Regions from separate parts of the Homo sapiens genome. Here region 1 is linked to region 2. Evidence: chromatin loops called from intact Hi-C (ENCODE). Cell type or tissue: endothelial cell of umbilical vein. All regions are shown on one strand. Each heading gives the region's core, and the rest is flanking DNA. Links, peaks and the distances in the headings are about the cores only.

Region 1 (8,406 bases), core at 154-8,153, 130 kb after region 2:
ATGAGTTTTTTCTTTCTCCCTTCAAAAGGTTAATCCTATGCTTTTAATTCTACTCTCACCTCCAAACCCATAAAATGTTTTGTTTTCTTAGTCTTTATTCTTGTAGGTTCAAGATCTTGCTCTCTCCTCCACTTAAAAATATGTACAAGTCTTCTCAATCTAGTTTTTAACAGGGTACATGTTTCTGTCAGTCACAGATTTCTTCAGGCAAAAGGCTTAACCTGTGGTTTCCACTATCTCACCTCCTACTGTCATTCTCAGTATTATAAAATCTGACTTCTCCCTCTTCAACTTTACTCAAATAGCATTAACACTTTCACAGGTTATCAACAGTCTCTTACATTGTCAAGCCTAGTGGTTTTTTTCTGACTTCTCTTTGGCTTTTGTAGCCACTGACACTACTGACCACATTGTTAACCTTTTCTACCTTAGCACCTGTAATACCACACCATCCTGGCTTTCCTCCCACATTTACGGTCATTCGCTCTGTGTCTCCTCTTTGTCTCCACCCACCCCCAAATGTTGATATTCTTCAAGTTTCAGCTGCTGCCCTCTCTTTTTTCTTGACAAGCTCTTGATAGCAGATGACCTACAGATGCTTAGAATATCAACAATCTTTCTTCTCTAGATGAACAGCTCCCACCTGTGACTTCATTTCCAATTACCAAAACTGTTTTTTCTGTCTGGATGTGGATTAGTCTTCTAAAAGTGAAAATACCTAAACAGAACTCCCATCTTCCTAAAAAATTGGCTCCCTTTCTCAATTTATTTCTGTTAATAGTACCACCATTCTTCCAAGTTCAAAAATTATCTTTGATTCATTTTGTTCCCCATTCCTCTAATATGTCACCAATTCTGCTGATACATTCTTTGTAATCTCTCCATCTATTTTAATCTGTTATTCACCTGAGCTACACAAACATTCATCTGCACAAGGAGTATTCCACGTGCTGAAAAGACAGAGGATTAAGCCCTCCTTGTGGAGGCATTCACAGTCTGGTTTTAATACACAAACCAACAATTATAATACACAGGGATAAAAAAAGTAGAGGCACTTATTGCATACCTGTACTACTGCAATAGCTTTCAAACTGATTTAACTGCTTCTAGCCTCTTCCCCTTTAGTATCACTTTCAGATGTCTTTCTAAAAAACTATTTTGATCATATCTTCTTCTTGCTCAAGGGTCTTTCATTCTTCTCTATGGCTTTCAGGATAAAATTGTCACTAGTCCTACATAGTGAGCTTCCAAATACCCTTCAAATGTTATCTCTCATTACTTCTTTACATGAATTCTGCGTTCTTTTCAAGACAGTTTGCTCACCGGATGTGAAATTATTTAATGTTCCTCAGGACACTGCTTTCATACAGAAAACCCTACCATTTCCATAAAAAATCTTTTAGGATTCAGATTAAACCCTATCTCTGTAAGATAATTTTCAATGTTTTTAAATGTCTCTTCTTCAAACTCCCAAAGCAATTTTTACCTGGATAATTTTACAATTAGGAACTGCCTTATTTTCATTTTCTCCACTGTCGTCTGAATTACCATTTAATTTTTCTCATTTAACTTGTGCGTAGTTCATGTTTTCTCCCTAGCCAAACACTATGCCTCTCACAAGCAGCTTTTTCTTATACTTCTCTGTATCCAGCCACAGCATCTAGCAGTGTCTAGAACATTGCATTTATTTATAAGAAAGTTTTGAAACAAGGGCAGAGTTTTAAAAAGCTGAATTTAGAAAGCTGAGTTTGAACACTGCTGACAGAAGAAACAAGGTAGGAAAGGGCAATATTTGTTCCAAGACAGGAAGTAAATCAATTTGGTTGGAAGGGAGGCTTGGGGATTTTCTCCTCTAAAATGAATAATAGAATGTCAGGTGTGAAAGGCCAAATTAAGTTTCACAGTAAGGTGTTTTAAATTTATCTGGTAGGTGATGAAGAAACCATGGAAGGTTTTTTAACAGATTAATAACAGTGCACAGTTGTATGAAGTTTCATCAAACTAGCAGTGAGCTACGTTATTGGGAAGGCCTGAACATCAGTTAGGTGGTTACTGTACAGAAGTAAGTAGTAGATCCTAACCAGCACAAAGTACTTTTCTTGCATCCCCCCTTCTGGAGGGAAATCTGCCTTAAAATTCCTTAGGCAAAGAAAGCATAATTTGATAGCTACCAAAAGACACAGTGTTTCTTGGTTCTACTCATCCTAGATTCACCATAAAGTAGATTTAGTTTTCTTGTTTTTCTCTTGGCATCTTCATTGGGAAAAGCATGTTGTCACTAATGGTAATTACATTAGCAAATGACTCAACACAAGGGTTTTACTTAATCCTCGAACTATCACAAGCTACATCTCAGATAGTTTTGTTCCTCATTCCTGTGGAGGAGCTCAGTAAAATTCCTGTTTATCCACAGATGGAGGTGTTTGCTGCCTATGGTCAGGAGAGAGCTTCAATCCTAAAAATAAGATTTGCTGACTTTCACAGCTTAGCACTGCCACAGCAGAGCATGGGATACATTGCTGTCTATTCACTCAGCAACTAAACTTATTGTAGCCCTTGAGCAGAATCAGGACTCTAACTTACCTGTTTTTATCTATAATCTGAAGCTTCCATTGGGTGGATAATCGGGAATTGACTACCCAGAAGTCAACATCATAATTTATGGAAATTTGCGTTTTTTTCTTCTAAGCAAGTTCTAACATTCTTTGTCTTTATTACCTCCATTTATCCATCTGTGGATAAATAGGAATTTACTAACTCCCTTAATCAGAGGACAGGAGCAGGGATGGGTGGGGGCACTACTATAGCACTTTTTATTTACTCATCTTTGTTAACCAAATTCATTTCAGGTATAGTAGGATAATGCCTTCCCCACAAAAACAGGAGATAAATAAATTTATCTTTAGGCTAGATAATTAGAATTCATAAAGGTATGCCAGAGCACAGAAAATATGTTTAATGATAACTCTGCCTTCCTTTCCCATGATGTAGTAGAGTCTAAGTGATTGGTTTTACTTAGGGATATCTGTATTTGTTTCTTCACTGATGTTTCTCTATGTGTATGTATGCATGTGTCAGGGGAGGGGAATGGGAAGCAAGTAGAATGAGATAGGCTTCAGAGAAACGAAGGCTTAAGAGGTATACATATTTCTTAAAGTCATCCAAATGCCGAAGATAAATAAGGCCATGGTAAATTAAGAGTCGGGTTAGTATCTAAATATATGTACCTAGGAAGACCTGATTAGGATGACCCTTTACATCTAAACTGCAAAAAAAAAAAAAAAGGAAAGAAACAGAATGCTAAGATTGACAACAGAATTGAAAGATAAACTTATGCTAACTATAAGAAAGATTTTCAAATAATAGTAGAGATAACTTTTGGACTGGCAGAAGACTATCCATAGGTCATACATAATATTCATGAGGAATAAATTAGAAAATTAGAAGATCAACTGAATTTTGTCCATTTATAATAAAGGCATACTTATATCTAGGAAAATAGAAGATAAATCAAATTTATAAGAAAGATAAATTTGAAGGCTATAATTAATCTAGGGAAAGTATTCACAAATAGGTTTTTAAATGAGTATCAAGCTCTTCTATCACATTTAAGATATGACTGGATTTACAACCTAACTTTCCTAATAATTTGTTTATTATATCAATAACCACAAGATAAACAATTGCTTTACTTAGAAATTTATTAGAAAGCATTCAAAAATGCAAAATTAAAGCAATGGGAGGTCCATGTGTCCTATTTTATGTAGTCAGTAGAAATCATATATAAGCATTACAAATATTTCACACCTTGCATAAAAGCTACTTCTCGATTTGTACATTGGCTTTTCATGCACACAAAGCCTACTCCCACTCTCACACAGCACACCTCACCATCACTGTATTGAGAGTAAAGTAAAACAATAATATTATTTTGGTTGGCAGAAGTTGTCTAAATACCATGAACAGCTGGCCAGATGACATGGTAAGCCTTGAATGGAGCTAGCACTCTTTGTTAAGGCAAAGCAATCTCTCTCTTATTTCTCATAGCTAGTGTTGGTGGCATTATTTCTACAGACAAACAAAATTTGAAAAGCAAACGACTTAAACATATTCCCTTAATTCCTCTTCTCCTTTTAAAAATACAAAAGTGGATTTAGAGAATTTGGGGTCCTATTCCCAAAAGTAAGAAAAGTTCAGACAATAAAGGGTTAAAAGAACAAGCAAGCCCTACCGTACCCAGAAATGACAGAAGGCTCTTCTCTTCTTCGGTGCTACTATCCAACCACTCCGCCACATCACCGGGGGAAAGGAGACTCATTCTCCAGCCAGAAAACTTTTCCATACAGAGCACAATTACTGAATGATGAAGTGAGAAAAAAAGGATACAGAGACTAAATTCTTGGGGGTCCAACACTTAAATTGCTGGCTAGGCAGTAATGATGAAAGAGAAAATGTGATCCTCCCTCCACTCTGAATTCTGTCTCTGTGACATCAATCTAATACAACCAGGGGGAGGGGGAAAGAAATAGGGTTAAAAGAGGGTGGTATAAGAGAAGAGAAGGGAGATTTGTCCTTCTGTCTCTTGGTGTTATGCTTTAGTCTGAAAGAAAAAGCCAGGATAACACTGAATAATGAAGTGTGTTTAATGACAGGAAAAATCATACGAAAATAAAGAATAAAGACACTCAAAGAAAAAGAAACAGGTTCCTACACTGGAAGCAGCTTAGATAACCAGACAGCACAATAGCTAATCAGTTAAGTAAAAAATATCAAACAAAAACAAAGACAAAAGAACAAATTCAGCATTTTGTTTTGTTTTGAGGAGAAAGGTTTTCAAATTTCCTTTCAGTCCTCCGCAAGAACTGCAGCCCCCTTCCCCTTCCTGCTTTAGCTATTTCAACAGCCCCCTTTACGAAGATTTCCTGCAAGAAAAGGCAGGTTGATAAATCTGTGAATAGGAAGCTCTCATCCCTCCTTTCTTCTCCTCCTCCTCCATTCCTCCCCCCACCTCGCATGGCGACTGCACTGATCGACAATAATGGAATCTGTAACTGACTGCCAACAGCAACATTAAGGATATTACAAGTCCACTTCATAAGAATTCGAGCTGGTGGTCGGAACTTGGGGGCAATTCTGGGCTTCTAGTCAATAGCTGTCTTTCTTTGCGAGGAAAGAAAGGAAGTGTGTGTGTGTGTGTGTGTGTATTTGTGTGTGTGTGTGTGTGTGTGTGTGTGTGGGAAAGAAGGCTGAAATCTGAAAGAAGAGAAGTAAGCTTGTTGGGCTGAAGGTACAGAGATCAACATAGAGAATGACTGTTCTGCAACATCATCATGAAGGTGTCAGATCCAGATGAATTTTTTACATCGTTTACATTACATATTTTCATGGTTTGACTTAAGATTATTTCACAGGTTTATACCTTATTACCAGGCAGAGAAAAATCAAGCAGAAGAGGTATGTTCACAGAACCATAAATTATTAATATCCTTGTTCTCTGGAGATTGATTAGGCTTGTTACTAGGATAAAACAATATTCTTAATAAAAGATAGAGCTTTTTTTCCCCTGTATTAGCAAAACACTAGCTCTTTTCCTAAGAATCTGGTCTTTGCTTCTATTCTAGTAGTCTGCTTTCAGTGAGAGATTCTCATTGATTAAGAGTTACTACCTCCTTAACATATCCTGAATCTATACCCTTTTCTCCATGCTTACTTCAGTCTTATTTATTTTTAATCTAGACTCTATTTCATTATGACTGTAAGTTCCCTGAGGACATGGACCTTGTTTTATATTAATCTTTGTAATCCTAGTGGCTAGAGCAGTGCTTGGCACTTAGATGGAGCTCATCAAATATTAACTGAAGTTTTAGATGGTAGCTCTAGAAGTTTTAACAGGTTCAACACTGGCAGGAGATGCCAGGCTGAATATTTTAGGACCTCATTTAAAAATTAACCATTTTGACGATTACTTAAAAGTAGTTAAAGTGACAGTACCACACGATTGAGAAAATAAAAATTGTCGAAAAAGGTATTATGAATTCATATGTTTAAATGAGTTTCTATTACTCAAAATAACTACAAAAAATTGAGAAGTAGTACAAAAATAGGTGTAAAAGACATTTTATTAAAATCCACAGGCTATGCATGCTTAATATCTAAGCATGGATTGCTAATTCCTTTGTAATAACTTCATGACACACCAGTATCCCTGGAGCTCTGGGATTGGACATCAGTAGCCTACAGGATTACACTCAAACTTCCTGGTGTGACACGGCTTCTGCTTTTTTCTTGTCAGGGACCCCCAGACTCCTCTCGACTCAGCCATTCTGTATTATTTACCTCACTTCCACGCCTTTACATGTTCCACTGAAAGTGGCAGAAAAAAGTCATTTGTTTTGTTCATTTGTATAGAACAACTAGACAACTGTTTTGTTTTGTTCAACTGCCTAAAACATTATCTGACACACAGTAGAAGCTCAAAGATTTTTGCCGAATGACTTTGGTACCTCTTGTGTGGTATCACTCTACCATATACATCTGACAATATTGAACTGTTCCCTTGAGACTCAGCTCAAATGTCACCTCTCCAGGTCTTCCCTGACATCTTAAAGTAGAACTAATGGCTCTCACGTCCGTACTTTCATTGTTATTACTATTATGTTATTAAAATTACTTGTTTACATAATGTTTTTCTCAACAATATCTCATACCTTTAGAAAACAAAATTTCTGTTCTACTAAGTTTTTAAAAAATTTTAATGCCTAGCATATAGTAGATTTATAACTGTTTACTAGATTATTATTGAAAGTGAGATTATAATTTCATGTATTGCAGATATCTTAATACTAAAGATATCCTGATTTAAGGATTCATACCATTGGTCTTCTTATTTAACAACCAAAATAACTTGGTTAAGGAAAAATTAAATCTCTTATTTATTTTAACAAAGAAAACACTGTATAGTTAGAAAGGTCATCAAAATAATCCAGCCCTATGAATTTGCCTTCTGTATACTGACAGTTAGAAAATGAGGCACCCAGACCAGGTGCTGTGGCTCATGCCTGTAATCCCAGCATTTCGGAGGCTGAGGCAGGCAGATCACTTGAGGTCAGGAGTTCAAGACGAGCCTGGCCAACATGGTGAAACCCTGTTTCTAATAAAAATACAAAAAAACTAGCCAGGCGTGGTGGTGCACGCCTGTAATCCCAGCTACTCGGGAGACTGAGGCAGGAGAATTGCTTGAACCCGGGAGGCAGAGGTTGCAGTAAGCCGAGATCGCGCCACTGCACTCCAGCCTGGGTGCAGAGACCCCATATCTGCACCCTAGTAAGAGTGCAGACCCCACTGCACTCTTTGTATGGGGTACAAGCGAGACCCCATATCAAAAAAAGAAAAAAGAAAATGAGGCACCCAAGAAAAAGTTCTAGATTGAAATTTTGTCATAATATGATGTATAAGGCATTACACTGTTTTCCTCTTTTTATAATCCGAACAAAGCATGAACTAGTCCTTCCTTAAAAATAAAACATTGAAACTTACCTGAAAATGTAAAACTCTATAGTGGGCTGTACATTTTGCTAAAATGTGAGTCAAGAGCATCAAAATACTGTAAATAGGGCTGTCAGAAATAATGCTTGAAGGTTAGGCATGGTGGTTCATGCCTATAATCCCACCATTTTGGGAGGCTGAGGAACCCAGGAGTTTGATAACACCATGGGCAACATAGTGAGACCCCACTTCTACGAAAAATGCAAAAATTAGCCGGATGTGGTGACATGTGCCTGTAGTCTCAGCTACTTGGGAGGCTGAGGCAGGGGGATCGCTTGAGCCCAGGAGTTTGAGGCTGCAGTGAGCTATGACTGTGCCACTGTGCTGCAGTCTAGGTGACGGAGTGAGACCCTGTTTCTAAGGAGAAAAAAAAAAAAGAAAGAAAGAATGTTTGACTATAATTTTCTACATAAAAAACAAAATCCCATACATTTTGGCAGTTTACCATGTCGTCTTATGTGTAGTAAGTACTTACTAATTAACTTTATTCATTATTTACTTAAAAATATAGAAAGTGTCTGGAGAATGCTTGGTGACTTACAGAGTTCCTATTTGAGGGCATATGCATTTCCTGTGTGTATGTGCATGTCTGTATATATGCATATACACATATGCATGTGCTACTTACTGGGCTGACATTTACTGTTTACTAGGCACTTCACTAAGTGCTTTATACACATTAGCTCAGTTAAAATTCTTAAACAACAACCACGTGAGATAAGTATTCTATTCATTTTCAGATGAGAAACCGAAAATCATAGAACTTAACTTTTCCAAATCAACACAGCCAGTCCAGGAAATGAAACGTAAACTTCTGAAGGCTTGGTCATGATTCTCTATTATACTAATCCATATTCCACA
Region 2 (8,406 bases), core at 120-8,119:
TGGGTCTCTGCCATGTTCATCTGGACCTCATTCCTGGCCTGGTGAGCTTCCCAATACCCCAGCTCCCCAAAATCCTAACTCCTCTGAATCCTAGCTCCCCTGAATCCTAGCTCCCCTGAATCCTAGCTCCTCTGAATCCTAGCTCCCCGGAATCCTAGCTCCCCTGAATCCTAACTCCCCTGAATCCTAGCTCCTCTGAATCCTAGCTCCTCTGAATCCTAGCTCCCCAAAATCCTAGCTCCTCTGAATCCTAGCTCCCCTGAATCCTAGCTCCTCTGAATCCTAGCTCCCCTGAATCCTAGCTCCCCTAAATCCTAGCTCCTCTGAATCCTAGCTCCTCTGAATCCTAGCTCCCCTGAATCCTAGCTCCCCTAAATCCTAGCTCCTCTGAATCCTAGCTCCTCTGAATCCTAGCTCCCCTGAATCCTAGCTCCCCTAAATCCTAGCTCCTCTGAATCCTAGCTCCTCTGAATCCTAGCTCCTCTGAATCCTAGCTTCTCTGAATCCACTGCAGGAGCCAGGCAGGGCCACTGAATGCCAGGCTTTGCCAGTCCCATTGCCTGCCTGAGCCTCTGAAGACGGCACACCCCCTCCGCTCATCATGGGGAGCTCCTGTCCATGCTGGGCCCTGGGGGGGCAGTGTGCCCCTGTCATATCAAATGGCTCTTTCTTCTAGCAGAGACCATGCTCACCTGTCCCAGCAGGCATGCTGCATACCAAATCAGCCCTCTGTCTGCTCCACTGGCCCAAGAGCACCTTTGCCTGGCCTTGTCACTGCACACAGCAGTTTGGACTGGACGGAAATCTACACATCCTCTAAGACTGTTGAACAACAAGGTGTTCTCTGAGCTGTGTGTGTCAGACTGACATTTCACCACATGGGGGTCTGGGCAGCTAACATATTCTTGTTTTTGGAGGTCCTATCATTCCTGCCTCAGGAAATGATGGGCTATTCATAAACGCAGCAGCCCTTGGGTTCTGAGTATTGTCTCCTTCAGCTGTCAGTGCTCAGAGAATAAGAAAAATGGGAGCCGGCCGGGCACAGTGGGTCACACTTGTAATCCCAGCACTTTGGGAGGCCGAGGCGGGTGGATCACCTGAGGTCAGGAGTTTGAGACCAGCCTGGCCAACATGGCAAAACCCCATCTCTACTAAAAATACAAAAATTAGCTGGGCATGGAGGCATGCACCTGTAATCCAGCTACTCAGGAGGCTGAGGCAGGAGAATTGCTTGAATCCAGGAGGCGGAGGTTGCAGTAAGCTGAGATTGCACCACTACACTCCAGCCTTGGCAACAGAGTGAGACTCTGTCTCAAAAACAAAAAAACAAACAAAAAAAGAAAATGGGAGCCACAGAAGTCCACAGGAAGGACACTGTGAAGTGCTGGCCTGGTGTCCATGAGACTCCTCTCACTGATGCAATAACCTTACCTGGCCTTCATCCTGCTGTTCCTCTGGACGTCCCACCCTTCCTCCCTCTTGACCCGTCACTTCATCTCCTGAGCAGAGCACATCTCCTCCCTCAGCTGTGGCGCTTACGGCCCAGCCTCAGGGTAGCTGACCACTGGGTGGACTGCAGGACCTTCCTCTCTTGACCTTCCTTCTCAGGCAGTTCCAGCAGGAGCTCTGGGGCTCTCAGGCCCCTCCACTCAGATCCTGTCCCCTGGCTGTTGGGATGCCAGCTCCTCCCTTCCTCCCTTTGTCCCTGTTGGAGACCTGCAGTTCACCCAGCCCCATGGCTCCTGATACCAAGGCAAAGTCTCCCAGAAGGACATTTCTCTCTCTTGGCTCAGTGATAGGAATGGGAATGGGCACATTCTAAAGCCCCCACCTCCTCCTGCTCTCATTCGTGGTGTTTCCTCCCCTGGCACCTGGCTAATATAAGGGTATTTGTCTAAACCCCACGCCCCCACCAGCCCCTTTTTCCAGGATGGAATATCCCGTTTTTCAGATTCCCTTGAGCAGTCCTCAGCCACAGCTGCACCTGCCACAGCCCCTCCTGAGCTCACTCTCAGACATCCTCTCAAGAGTGCAAACCCCAGCTCCATGTATGGCCCCTCCTGGGGAAGCCCCTGGCCCCGCCTCTGCAGCCTCCTGCTGCTCCTCAACCCGTTTCCACAGCTTGGTTCATGCCAAATGGGAGAGCAGCTTAGGGGCCGGGGACACATGGCACCATTTCCTCATGGAAGGGTGGATGGCTCAGGCTTAAAGAGATGTTGATCTGTCCCATTGCTAAAGGGCAACTGATGAGGAGCTTGGGGCCTGCATCCTCTGTTTCAATGTGTTTCAGTGGCCCTGCCAGTCTTCTTCCTTGTGGGTCCTTAGAGTCAATGGTTTGCCTGCTGGGATACAGGGAACCACTGTCACAAACCAGGTAGTGGCTTGAGCAAGCATTTTTTTTGTGTGTGTGCGTGCCTGTGTGTGTGTATGTGCGTGTTTCTTGGAGACGGAGTCTCGCTCTGTCGCCCAGGTGGAGTGTGGTGACATGATTTCAGCTCACTGCAGCCTCTGCCTCCTGGGTTCAAGCAATTCTCCTGCCCCAGCCTCCCGACTAGCTGGGACTACAGGTGTACGCCGCTATGCCTGGCTAGTTTTTTGTATTTTAGTAGAGACGGGGTTTCACCGTGTTGCCTAGGCTGGTCTCGAACTCCTGAGCTCAGGCAATCTGCCTACCTCGGCCTCCCAAAGTGCTGAGATTACAGGCGTGAGCCACCACACCCGGCCTTGTGTGTGTTTATTTAGCCCACATGACTACCCTAAGAAATAAACACTGCTGCTATTCCCATTTTGCAGGTGAGGAAACTGTTTAACTCAGAAGTTAACTTTTCTGAAGTCACAGCTAAATGGGGGAGCCATGGCTACACAGCCAGCACATTTGACCTGCACCCCAGACTCTTCCCCGAGGGGCATACACCCTCCACCTTCCTTGCTTGGGGAGTAGAGGGGTGGACTGTGTTGACCACTGCACCCCGTGACAGCATTTCCCACTTGACATTTGTAAAATTGTGGTTTAAAAAAATGAGTAAATAGACATGATCCCTGCTTTCCCAGGCCATGCCCCGATGCAGGAGGGTCATCTGCATAGTGTGGATGGAGGGACTCCATCCTTTCCCCCGATAACTCAGTTGGCCTGAGGCGGGTCCTGGAATAGCAGCCTTGGGAAATGAGCCTGGGCTGTAATATCACACAGCCCTGCTCTAAACTCCAGGTCCTTGCCATACCAGTTACATGGCCTTGGGCAGGTTTCTTAACCTCTCTGAACTTGTTTCCTCATTTGTAAAATCGGATATTATACAGTACCTACCTCATAGGGTTTTAACATTTTATTTCTAAGAATTAAATAAGGCAAAGCATGCGAAGGGTGTGACACATGCTCCTTGTGAACCCTAAGTGCCCCCAAAGGCCTCTAGTTCTTGGGGACGATACCCTCCAGTCCTTACTCCTGTCCCAGGATCTCGCAGGGTAGGATGCTCCACTTAGCAGAGACACCAGTGCTTCCCTTTTTTAATGGCTCCACTCCCACCCCCAGGGCTCTGGACCCAGTTCAGAAGTATGTTGGGGTGGGAGTTGGGGGGTGGAGGAGGCTTTAGGGACAGGTGCTCCTGTGGCGGTCCCTGCACTGTCCCTGAAGCCAGCTTTTTCAGAGGCACCCATCACATGTGGTGTGTACCCAACCCACTCCCTCCTTCCCCCTTCCATGAATACTTGAAATAAATAAAATATTAAGAGGAAATTAATCATGTATCTAACCAAGCTATTGGTATGAAATACTTGCTGAAGAAAATTATATGAAGCAGAACAGAAAAGACCAAAACAGTTATATAAAACAAAAGGAATTTAGTAATTTGAAAGGTAAGAGGATCAAAATCAGAGATAATATACATATTAGGTTAATGGGAAGAAAAATAGTCAAATTAGGTACCTAGTATTAACTCAATATTTAGTTGTAAAGGAATCAAGTAGAATTGTTTCTATTTAAGACTAGCTATTAAAGCAGCACTTAAACAGGGGGAAGGGGGTGGAATAAATGAAAGATACAAGCAGCAGTAGCTTAGAATGCAAGGGTTCACCCTTCCTCTCCCCCACCAGCAAAAAGGGCTCTTCAGGTTGAAGGAAGCCGGTCTGGCTGCCCAGTACTGAGTGTTTGCCCCTAGGGGGCGCCCAAGAACAGAGGCTCTCGCCAAGGGATCCAAGTGTTCCAGAAGTACCCCAGTGACCTGCCCCAGCTGCTCCCCTGCTTTCCCTGCCTGCATAGGGATTTAGAGCAGAACTTTTCCCTTGGGCAGAAATGGCCCCACGAGGCACAGGCGACTTCACAGGTCATGTCCAAACCCACACAATCATCAGCAGGAAATCATTTTTATCCAACCACTCATTCAGTCAACATATACCGACTGCCCCTCCTTGCCAGGCATGGCAACCCACACTTATAACAGAGGATGTGGAAACAGATTTAGGTTACAAGCCGAATAAACAGTTCAGAGCAGGGAGCAGGAATAAAGGGAACAAGCTCCTCACCGCAGACACCCTACCTTTCAGGGTGGGCAGGTGTTCCTAAGAGCTGCCCCTCCATCCAATGGGACATGGCCTGTGGCTCTCCAGTGTCCACAAAATGAACAAAGTGCAGCCGAGCTTGAGGTCCTGCGGTCCTTGAGGATGATCTGAACCCACGCAGCTGATGGAGCCTTCGGAGGACACAGGTGCTGTCCCCGTACTGCCCTCAGAGCACAGCCCTGGTCTCCAGTTCACAGCGCCTCCCACAGGGAGAGGAGAAAACCTTCCTTTCTCTGAAGAAATGGAAGGAAGTCTAGCTGAGCCTCTTCTATGGGTCTGGGATGAGGTTGAGTGCTTTATAGACACGAGGCAGGATAAGCTTGTTAGGTAGTAATTTGTGTTTTTTTCCCAGAGCCCTAGGCGGGAGTAGGACCTCAGAGAGGAGCAGCCATGTGGGGGTCCCAGATTCTCAGAACATCCTCCGTCACTGGGGTGGCTCATCCATGGCAGAGCTGGCTGACCTCAAGTCACCCTAAGGACTGGAAACGGGTGTCTCAGTGGTGAGCAGTGCAGACAGGCCCAAGGCAAGACCCAGTCTCTTGTTCTTTCTCTACAGCCTGTGAGTATGTGTGCAAGAGAGTGTGTGTTGGGGGAACAGCCCTGAAAAAAGAGGGGCTCTAATTTCTTCCTTGCTTGGCAGGGTGAGCGCTCAGAGTGAAAGCTAAGTTGCTTTACTGGTTATCAAGGCAGCAGAATAACTGGGATTATCATACATTGGGGTAGGAGTAGAAAATGAGACACCCACTCTAGAAAAGAAAGTGTTTCCTGCACACTGGAATTTGTAAAGTGCATCATATTCATGACAAGGAATCCTCATGATACCGTAATGCCATTGTCAAATAGCTATGTTGACTCTCATCTTGTAGATGAAGAATCAAGGCTCAGAGAAAATCTCTCAAGCTGGCCGCAGGGCTGTTTCCACTGTGCCTGCTCCGATGGTTGGCAGGGGTACTGCGGCCACGGCACACAACTTTAGCAAAAGCACTGTGGGAAACGCAGCTCCCACATTGGGAATGCAGATCTGGTGGTTCTGGGAGAAAAGGTGTGGATTGTAGGAAAGTGAAAGTTGTCTGTCTATAAAGAAGGGTTCTTTAAGCCTGGGTAAAAATGGCATTCCCGTGTTCGGGGATAGGAAAAGAGTGGCTGGGAGTTTCCCTGAACCATTTGGCTTCCTGTAGCTCATGCAAACCAAGTGTTTGTTCCTGGGCCACTTAGGAAGCCTGCTCCTCCCTCACTCTTGGTTCCTTTGACCCTTGCCTAGATTTCCTGGCACAGCCACCAATGTAACTCACACACTGGGTGCCAAGGCTGTCCTCCCCCGCCTTCACCATCGGCCCTCTGTGTCTTGTTCAAGCCATCTCCTTCATTCATGTATTTAAGGTCTCTATGTACCAGGCAGAGCACTGCGTAGAAGCTGCAATCTAAAGAGAATAATAATAGCAAATGCTACTGTATTAGTCAGGGTTCTCTAGAGGGACAGAACTAACAGGATAGATGTATATATAAAGGGGAGTTTATTTTATTTATTTATTTATTTATTTATTTTCGAGACGGAGTCTTGCTCTGACCCCCAGGCTGGAGTGCAGAGGCGCGATATCGGCTCACTGCAAGCTCCGCCTCCCAGGTTCACGCCATTCTCCTGCCTCAGCCTCCTGAGTAGCTGGAACTACAGGCGCCCACCACCACACCCGGCTAATTTTTTGTATTTTTAGTAGAGACGGGGTTTCACTGTGTTAGCCAGGATGGTCTCGATCTCCTGACCCTGTGATCCGCCCATCTCGGCCTCCCAAAGTGCTGGGATTACAGGCGTGAGCCACCACGCCCGGCATAAAGGGGAGTTTATTACGGAGTATGGACTCACATGATCACAAGGTGAGGTCCAACAATAGGCCATCTGCAAGCTGAGGAAAAAGGAGGCCAGTCCAAATCCCAAAGCTGAAGAACTCGGAGTCCGATGTTCAAGGGCAGGAAGCATCGAGCACGGGAGAACGATGTATGTTGAGGCCAAGCCAGTCTAGTTTTTCCGTGTTCTTCTGCCTGCTTTTATTCTGGCCGCGATGGCAGCTGATTAGATTCTGCCTACCCAGATTGAGGGTGTGTCTTGCCTTTCCCAGTTCAGCTGACTCAAATGTTAATCTCCTCTGGCAACACCCTCACAGACACACCCAGGATCAATACTTTGTATCCTTCAATCCAATCAAGTCGACACTCGATATTAACCATCACAGCTACTAATGATAAACATAATGCTTGCCATTTATTGAAAGGTTTTGTTGGGCTTGTGAGAAGCGAGTGCTTTGTGACTTTGGCACAGTCCGTGCTCTCAAGGAGCTCACAGTCAGGAAGGCACGTGGAATTTCAGCCTGGAGTTCCAAGTGCTGCCCTCAGGGAGTGCTGGGCCTGAGCTGGGGTGAGGCTGCAGGGCCCTTCCTGGAAAGACTTGAGGGAGACGACTGGGGGAGTGGCCAAATGAAAAGGTGGCTGGCAGGGCAGCATCTTCCAGGTCAGGATTGTCAGGTTCTCTTCTGTCCCCAGAGAGTGGTCCTGGGAGGCCCTGACACAAGCAGGACCTGCTTCTGGGAGGAAGTTATCCGAGGCCATTGCTGCACGAGAGAATACTGTGGCAGGACATTTTTGTGGCTGCATTAACAAATTTTCCCCTCTTTCTCTTTTGCCCATTCAGAGGGGCCGTTTGCCCTTCCATCAGGGAAGGGTGAGAAGGGGTAGGGGGTAGGAAAAAAGAGAGCCTTCCAGACTGTGTTCCTGAAAGTCTTCGCCCTTAGGCCAACAGAGAGGGCTCTGGGCCTAAACAGCATGTTTGATGTTGTGTAGAGAGAGAGAGAACACAAGCAAGCTGTTTTTGGTTCCCCAGAGAAAGTGCCTTGGCCTCCAGTCCTGCACTTTATTTTTGTTTTACTTGTTTATTTATTTATTTTAGAGACAGGGTCTCGCCCTGTCTCCCAGGCTGGAGTACAGTGGTACAATCACAACTCACTGCAGCCTTAACCTCCCATGCTCAAGCAATCCTCCTGTCTCAGCCTACTGAGTAGCTGGGACTACAGACATGCACCACCAAGCCTGGCTAATTTATAATTTTTGTAGAGATGGAGTCTCACTATGTTGCCTAGGCTGGTCTCAAATTCCTGGGCACAAACAACCCTCCTGCCTCGGTTTCTCAAAGTCCTGGGGCTATAGGTGCATGCCACTGTGCCCAGCCCAGTCCTGTGCTTAATTTTGGAGTCAGAGCCTAGACTGGGCCTGGGGGTCTCTGACCGTGCGGAAGCAGAACTTGTCGGGGCCATCACCTCCCAACCTCATGCTTTTCAGTGTATTCACTGAAAAGCTTTTAGTATTCAACCTAAGCTTGAATACTGTCTCACCTCTGCCTGCGGTGTAGTCCTGAGCATGCTGTTTCACTTCTCTGAGCCACAGTTTCTCCCCTGTGAGCCAGTGAAAATGACAGCCCTCTCCCTCACGTCATGTGGTTGCTGTGAGGAGGGGTAGGGGGTGAGTCTAGCAAAGCCTGCCTGGTCCACAATTTCCAGCTCCTTCTCCCTCCTCACCCGCTTCTTCCCCATCCTTCCTTTCTGCCCCTTGCTCCTCTGACCCTGAGGACCCAAGGGGTCTAGCCTCACCCTGCCCTCTGCTACCCTACTCTCTTTCTCCCCCAGCAGCCAGCCCCAAGGATGGGTTCCTTCCCTCCCCGATCTGCTTATTAATTACCAGATCCATGTTGCCTTCCTCCTAAGTTGCAGGAGGACCTCTGAAGATGCTCTGAAAAATCAACTTGCAAAAGGCAGATTAATTGGAGGAAAGGCATACACATTTATTTAACATGTGTATGTGTCCCCG

The links. Peaks named below come from ENCODE experiments on the same cell type or tissue, not always from the same donor. Only the 100,000 strongest peaks of a DNase experiment are listed, where the experiment ranks them.
Region 1: it touches region 2 in a loop (2.1-fold over the local background); 2 of 110 quality-filtered maps call a loop at or near these places.

What each region holds. Positions count from the first base shown.
Region 1 is chr1:178,368,153-178,376,558 of GRCh38, reverse strand. The region is part of intron 3 of RASAL2 (RAS protein activator like 2); the gene reads right to left. Among named protein-coding and RNA genes, the nearest start is that of CLEC20A, 120 kb to the left of the region's middle. In endothelial cell of umbilical vein, for the core only: no CTCF peak of the experiment used is centred there; a DNase peak (open chromatin) is centred at 5,048; H3K4me3 peaks cover 534 bases.
Region 2 is chr1:178,497,675-178,506,080 of GRCh38, reverse strand. LOC101928866 (a long non-coding RNA gene) reads left to right here. Exons shown (of 6, transcript XR_001738307.2): 6 at 4,540-4,623. It also overlaps a transcript of CLEC20A not described here. Among named protein-coding and RNA genes, the nearest start is that of CLEC20A, 4.9 kb to the right of the region's middle. RefSeq lists a silencer at 3,990-4,434. In endothelial cell of umbilical vein, for the core only: CTCF peaks have their summits at 4,141 (motif pointing right) and 5,486; a DNase peak (open chromatin) is centred at 4,160.